Linked DNA regions of Homo sapiens: regions 2 and 3 are each linked to region 1. The links are chromatin loops, found by intact Hi-C in ENCODE. Cell type or tissue: sigmoid colon. All regions are shown on one strand.

The links. Peaks named below come from ENCODE experiments on the same cell type or tissue, not always from the same donor. Only the 100,000 strongest peaks of a DNase experiment are listed, where the experiment ranks them.
Region 2: a loop joins it to region 1, with 4 times the contacts of the local background. A loop is called at or near these places in 2 of 110 quality-filtered maps.
Region 3: a loop joins it to region 1, with 3 times the contacts of the local background. A loop is called at or near these places in 2 of 110 quality-filtered maps.

What each region holds. Positions count from the first base shown.
Region 1 is chr12:47,376,721-47,379,220 of GRCh38, forward strand. No RefSeq gene overlaps it. Among named protein-coding and RNA genes, the nearest start is that of MIR4494, 14 kb to the left of the region's middle. In sigmoid colon, no CTCF peak of the experiment used is centred here; DNase peaks (open chromatin) are centred at 971 and 1,706; H3K27ac peaks cover 1,186 bases.
Region 2 is chr12:47,102,244-47,104,743 of GRCh38, forward strand. PCED1B (PC-esterase domain containing 1B) reads left to right here. Exons shown (of 4, transcript NM_138371.3): 2 at 1,870-1,952. Among named protein-coding and RNA genes, the nearest start is that of AMIGO2, 24 kb to the left of the region's middle. In sigmoid colon, no CTCF peak of the experiment used is centred here; a DNase peak (open chromatin) is centred at 1,148.
Region 3 is chr12:47,550,290-47,552,789 of GRCh38, forward strand. No RefSeq gene overlaps it. Among named protein-coding and RNA genes, the nearest start is that of LINC02156, 140 kb to the left of the region's middle. In sigmoid colon, no CTCF peak of the experiment used is centred here; a DNase peak (open chromatin) is centred at 1,302.

The sequences.
Region 1 (2,500 bases):
GGGAGACGGGCAAGGGTTGATAAACTATTGGGTACTATGCTGACTACCTGGGTGACAGGATCAATCATACCCCAAACCTCAGCATCAGGCAATATTTCCAGGTACCAAACCTGCACATGTACCCCCTGAATCTAAAATAGAAGTCAAAATTATAAAAATAAAAGAAAAAAGAAGTATTATCCCCTCCACTTTGGTCCCCTGAACCCTCTGAGAATAAGAAAATTAGTTTCTTTGTGGAGGAACGGCATGGTTCCTCGGTTCCTTCCCATTTTGGTAGTTAATTGTGATTCCCCACTAGTATAAAGGATTCTGGAAGGCTGCCATCTTATGCAGACTTACAGAAAAAGTGGCAGAAGGAGTCTGACTGGCTGGCCCAGGATTCATGTTCACAAGTAGACTGAGCAGCCCTTGTGCTTTGCGATCATTCTGGCCATCAAACTCCATGGCCCCATATTCGTGTCACTTGCCCAAGGTCCTTCCGTCCAAATGGCCAAACCCACCTGATGTTGACATGATATACAGTTTGCAAAGTGTTTCCCGTAATATTTTGTTTGCACCCCAACCTTGTAAGGGATTATTAACTATTCTATTTACAGCTGGAAAAAAATGAATAATTTTTGAAATCTGACATTGAAGAAACCCTAGAAGTTAGCCCAACTCAATCCCTTATTTTCTCAGATGATGACATTGAGACCCTGAAAAGTTAAGTGCCTTGTTCAAAATCACAGTGACAGTAATGACAACAAGGGTGTCTTGATCAGATATGGTACTGAGCACTCAGAGTATGTCGTCTCATTTTGTTCTCACAACCATCTTACAAAGTAGGACATGTTGAAAATAAGATAAGCAAACTGAGAGGGCTGAGTCAAGGCCAGGTTTTCTGATGCAAGTTCAGTGCAGCTTCACTCCTCACAGCTACGCCAGGTTGGCCCCTCTCCACTCCTGACGTCAGGGCCATCTGAGGGGAGGACATGGCTGTCAGCTGGGAAGAGTGAAATGGGCAAAGACTGCGTCACGGCTGGAAGGGATCGTGGCAAGGGCACAGGCAGCAGGAAAGCTGGTGAGTCACCAGAAAGTCTGGCTAAGGATGAGACTGAGATCAGTTCAACAAAACAGCCAAAACGATCACAGCAGCATCTCTCTCTGACCACCCAGATTACTTTCAGCAGCAGCACAGTATGAGCAAGGCTGAGCTCCAGGGAGAGCCAGGGAACAAGCCAGAAATTTTTATCAGGATTTCTTTTTCACACGAACTCCTCAGACTCTAAATCCAGCCCTTTAAACTGGTGAAGCAAAGGTCCAAGAGAAAATTTGCTGATTATATGAATTTTCACCAGCAGTAAATCAGTGGTTCTCTACTAGGATAACTGCGCCCCCAGGGGACATTTGACAATGTCTAGAGACAATTTTCGTTGGAGGGTTGGGAGAGCGCTACTGGTAAATAATGGAGAAAGGCCACAGATGTGGCTAAATATCCTTCAATGCATGGGACGGCCCCTTTCAACAAAGAATTATCCCACCCAAAAATGTTCATAGTGTCGAGGCTGAGAAACTTTGGTGCAAATGAAGCTGAGCTGCGTATAAACATAACTTCAGTTGCACAATAAACACCCCAGCTTTCAGAGAAATAGTCAACTAGGTCAAAGGGCACTGGAGTGGGGACTGCAAGGCCTGATTTCTAGTTCTAACTTGATGACAAGTTTGGAACTTTGGGTGTCTTTTTCTTCCTAGAACTAGAGCAGCCATGTGATGCGGCCAGAGCCTTCCTGGGGTTGGCTAGTGGCATATAGGAAACAGCAGGGCTACTCTACCTTTGCAAAACATTCTTAAGTTATGATTAACCCAAGCATCTCAGTGTTGATGGACCACCTTTGTTTTAGTAGGGCCTCAGCACTTTTTTCCTCCAATTAAAAAGGTAATCCATATCATTATAGAAACTTAAGAAAATACAGAATAACACAAACAGAAGAAAAAAAGTATCTTATAATCCCATCTCTTAGAAAGGAGTCTTATTCTGAAGGTCTCCAGATACTGACCTTCATTTTCAATATTTTGAAGAGGAAGGGGAGAAGAGAGAGTCACTGTCCTCCTCCTTTTGTTGTTGTTTTTGTTTTCTTTTTCACTTCTTTATAGTACAAGCGAGCTTTACCAATTAGTCAAAAGTGGAGTTCAAAGAGTTTTAACTGTAGCTACTTGTGTTTGTACTAATGTTTTAACTTTTTAAAAAAGTTAAAGTTGTTGATTGTGGTAAAATACAAATAACATAAAACTTACCACCTTAACCATTTTTGACTGTACAGTTCAGTAGTGTTGTGAGTCAATCTCCAGAACCTTTTCATTTTCCAAAACAAATACTCTGAACTCATTAAACAATAACTCCTCAATTTCCTCCTCCTCTAGCCCCTGGCAGCCACCATTCTACTTCCTGTTTTATGAACTTGACTACTCCAGATTCCTCATGTAAGAGAAATTATACAGCATTTGTCTTTTTGTGACTATT
Region 2 (2,500 bases), 270 kb before region 1:
ACTTTCAGATACAATGTATCCAAAAAAGTAAGTGTATTAAAAATGTAAATATATTTCAGATATCCAAAAATGTAGACATATTGTCAGGCTTTGCTACTTTTTTGCAGTTTCACATCATGTCTTTACTTGTAATAATATCAATAATTGCTGCAAAGATAATAAACTACATTCCCATTCGCCTATCCCTCTACCCCAGTACTGTGTTATACAGTTTTCCCTGCAACATGATGTCAGTCTGCAAAGGGTCTTTGTGACATCAGGAAGAGAGTCTAGATTTCCTTCCAGGGCAACACATTTTGCTATTAGGTTGAGCCATAAAACTGCCATTTTTGGTCAGGAATGATTTACCACTGGTAGTTTCATATGGCACAAGCTAAAGAGCCTTCCTTGGGTTTGAGTTACAGTCCTGAGAGTCGCTTGTGTGTCCAATGGGCCAGTTACTTAATTGCTGAGTCTTGGTGTGTGAAATGGTAATAACACCCACTTTATAGGATTGATTATTAACTCAACATTGAGGCTTAGCAATGACGTATAGGAGCACCGTGCCTAGAAACAGTTATTGTTCAAGAAATAGGTAATAATACAATATAATTATCAGTATAAGTAACGTAGAAGAGTTTCCTCACTTTTCCTTTAGCCATTTTTGCATATATGGTGAAGGTAATGGTTGCTATGGTAGAGAGAAATGGAAAATATTTGTGAAGCAAGCACAATTTTTAAAACCCCAATAACGTTAAAGGCCTTCCATTCCTGTCTTGTATGCTCTCTTATGTCCAAGTAAGGGCACAGATAAAGTTTGACACATACTCGGTGGAGTATCTAAATAGAAAATGTACTGAAGCAAACCAAGAACAGAGTTTTAAAAAAAAAATCAAAGCACTAAGCAAACATTCTGAACTTTTGGCAGAGGAATTGGACTGTCTGAATCTCCATGACTCTTTGGAGTTATTAATAGTGATGCATTTTGCCATATTTTGAGCAGATGCATATTTATAGGTCACGCAATATCTGTGTGGGGAGACTTTCAAGGCTTTATGGCCTTTTAAAAATGTCTTATCTTGGAAGAGAACAGGGCAAGGAGGATGCCATTTTGTCATCTGTGCAGCACCAATCACCCTGTGCTCATTAAATGTTACGGGAAAGATGCGCACTGCAGCAGGGCCTGGAATGTGGCTCCCATCTGCACTGCCAGAAGCCATGATGAAGTCACGAGTTGCACAACAGTAGTAATTCGCAGCTATTTATGACCATTTTAATAGCAAAGGTCTAGATTAGAAGGCTGTGTTTACATGCCATGTAGCAGAATAGTTCACGAATCATTCCCACAGTAACGTTTGGTCAAACCAATCAACCAAGTAATGAAAAATGAACCGGTTGTTCTTGAGGTTGTGACTAATAGATCTCTAAGTTAGCCTCTACTTTCCTCATGCTCTTCCATACCTGAGACAGAATTGACTCCTGCCCCATGCCCACAGACTCTCCTCCTCTGTCTTCCCGGCAAGCCACAGCCCTGTTACCCTTTCTCCACCCAAGCTCAAAGCCGTAAGACATCAGGTAAGTTAAAGGAGCTTTGGAAACTCCTGTAGAGCACCTGTGCACATAATTAAGGAAACATAATTTTTAGCACGTTTATTTTCTCATTGTCATTGCTCCATTATGTGACTTTAATTAGTGACCCCGATGGCCCCTGTGCATCCAGATGAGTAAAATCCTTTCATTTGTCTGCTTAAACTGACTTGAGGTTTTAGTGATTATCACATCCATGCAGCCTGAAGGTCAGACTATTTCCTTTTGTTTCACTAGACAGTTAATCCCCTCATTAGGGGTGATGGAAAATGAATAATTAAACATGCCATTTTCACATTTCAGGTAATGAGAGGCCCTAAGATCCCAGAGGATGCCATAAGAGGAAAAGTCAGGGGAGTGTTGAAGACTCTGCCTCCTACAAATATGTGAGTTTTTCTCCCCTGGCTTCATGGTAGAAAAGGTTTGGCGAAGGCTCTTCCTCTAAATTGAAACAAAACAAAATGAAAACCTTAGTTATTGGGCTGTACTCTGACACTTAGTAGCTGTGTGACTTGGGGCAAAGCAGCTAACCTTTTGACACTAAAAGTTTTCTCAATTATATAACTGGAATGATAATGGTAACCATTGTATTGAAATGTTATGAGCATTAAAAACATGAATGAGTGACAATACTTACAACAGTGTCTACCACATGGTAAGAGCTCTGTAATGTGTTAATTATATTATCATTTTCATTATCACCCAGGCAAGTCACCTGAATGCTGTGGGTATCAGGCCACAGCCAAACAACCACTTGCAGGTTATCACAAAGTTCCCTTTGGCCTATTGGAATAAGGATTAAGAGTAAATTATGTTGTACCCTGGAGGGAAAAAACCCAAGTAGTCATACCTCTAGGGCCTTAGGGAATTCAACTTTCACCAAACCTCTTCTAATTACTCTAAAAAGATTTTTTGGAGGGTGGAGGTGGTAGAA
Region 3 (2,500 bases), 170 kb after region 1:
TTAAACATTGAATTACCATATGACCCACCAATTCTCACTCCGAGGTATATATCCAAAGAAGTGAAAACAGGTATTCAAATGAAGTTATGAACAGGCAGGTTCATAGCAACCATATTCACAATAGCCAAAGGGTGAAAACAGCCCAAATAGTCATCCACTCATGAATGGGTAAACAAAGTGCAGTATATCCAGATAACAGAATATTACTCGGCCATAAGAAGCAATGAAGCACTGATACATGCTACGATGTTGATGAGCCTTGTAACATTAGGCTAAGTGAAAAAAGCCAGACATAAAAGGTCACATATAGCATGATTGCATTTAGATGAAATATCCAGAATACAGAAACTCATAGGGAAGGAATACAGATTGGTGGTTTCCAGGGACTAGGGAGAGGGGAGGATGAGGAGAAACTGCTAAACAGGTAAGGGGTTTTACTTTGGATTGATGAAAATATTTTGAAACTAGAGAGAGGTGGTGGTTGTACAACATTGTGAGTGTACTAACTCCACCGAATGGTTTGCTTTAAAATGGTTAATTTCATGTTGTATGGATTTCACTTCAAAAAACTATTTTTTAAAATTTCTAATGTGTTTTTTTTCCTGATTCCCATTCCATTGGCAGGCAGAAAAAGATCTAGACAGATTGTCAATTTTAACCACAGCCAGAACTGGCCTTAGCTCAAGCATCATTCAATTTAAGACAACACAAGGGTTGTCTCTGGCCCCCTCAAACTCCTTTCCACCAGCCTGTTTCTAATTCCTAAAAAGTCACTAGTAGACAGTTATTTCTGCTGGTTAGAGATGAAGGATGAAACAGATGCTGTCATGAAAGTATGATGCTAAGATCCTACACAGTTCTTTGGGGAAAGATGATTTTTCAATGTCACCTAGCACCCTCTATATTTAGTTACCATAATGATGAAGACACCATTTCTTACTGCAGTTGAAGTCCATTTCCCCTTAGTCGGGCCTCTGTTGAGGTGGAGAATTATGGCAGTTATCCTGGTGGGGTATAAATACAAGACAGCTATCACATCACTTCCAATCTTTCTCTTCTCTAGGCTAAAGACCTTTAAATGCTTTTTCTCTTTTTTTTAAAGGAATAATGTTCTAGCCTTTTAATCACTCATGCTGCATTTCTCCAGTATTCACTCCTGTTTCTCCTCACTTGTCAAATTGTGGGGTTATGAACTACAGAAAGTACTCATGTTGGGGGCAGACTAACGTCAACTAAAGTGGACAGTGCATTCCCCAGCTCTCATGTATTACGTTCCTCTTGGCACAACCCAGTATGGCTTGGACTTGAAATAATTATGTTTTCTTAGCTTTCAACCCAAGCATCTGTTCCAGATGGCCCTGGAGCACAGGAGTCGTGCTGCTCATGGTTAGGGGCTTGCCCTAAAAGAGTCAGTCATTAGTCTCCTTCATAACACAGAGGGCTGATTGTTGTGATTTAACAACAAACCAAATGTTTGTCATCACAATCCTGAGGAAAAATGATGAGTCACAGTGCATTTAAGAGAAAGTTCCACTTTGCCTCCCAAAAGGGCTCAGACTAAGTCCTTTGGTTTTATATATTAGGTTGAAACATTTGCAGTGGATTTTTGTAAGTAAGAAATAATAAAAAAGCAGCAATTTAATATTGTTCAATCTAGTCCAAAAAAATGAGCAATAATTCACAGGCAGCCACATAGACTGTATACAGCATTTCTTCAGAAACACAGCCTGAGCTGACCAGGAAGAACAGGCAGGTGCCATATTGGTTTCATTACAGAGTTTGAGAAAGCCCCCTGCCTTTTGGAAAACCTTCCCTACCTGTCTGCATAGGGTTGAAATTCAACTTGCCCTTTTGGGGATCACTGACCTCTTTAAGGATCTGCTAAAAGCTATGGACCCTTGACATAGTAATTACTACGAAAACATAATTACCACTGAAATTAATAGTATATTATTTAGCCAGCATATAGATCATATATGCAATACTCATAATCTTAGACCTTTAGCACAAATAAAAAAGGCAAAATATATTTTTAAAAAATAATCCACAAGACAATCACTATTACAAACTAGAAGCCAGCAATGCTCTGACAGCAGATCTTTGTGTGAGATAAGCCAAATATACAACTGCCCAGAATGCAGTGTGGTAACTCACATTTATTGGCATTCAGTGGCTTGAGAAGTTCCTGAATCCAAATTGGTCTTCATAGGTACTAAGAAATGCCTCTTACACGAAAGTAGGGAGCTTAAGTGATATATTCTGTAAGGTTGAATTGTCTCAACTCAAATAAACATATACTGGGGTATAACTGAATTTGTCAAAACTTAGGAAACAGCCACATATGGTGGTTAATGCCTATAATCCCAGCACTTTGGGAGGCTGAGGCAGAAGGATCTTTTGAGCCTAGAAGTTGAAGACTAGCCTGGGCAACATAGCAAGATCCTATCTCTACAAAAAATAAATAAATAAATAAAAATTAGCTGGGTGTGGTGGCACATGT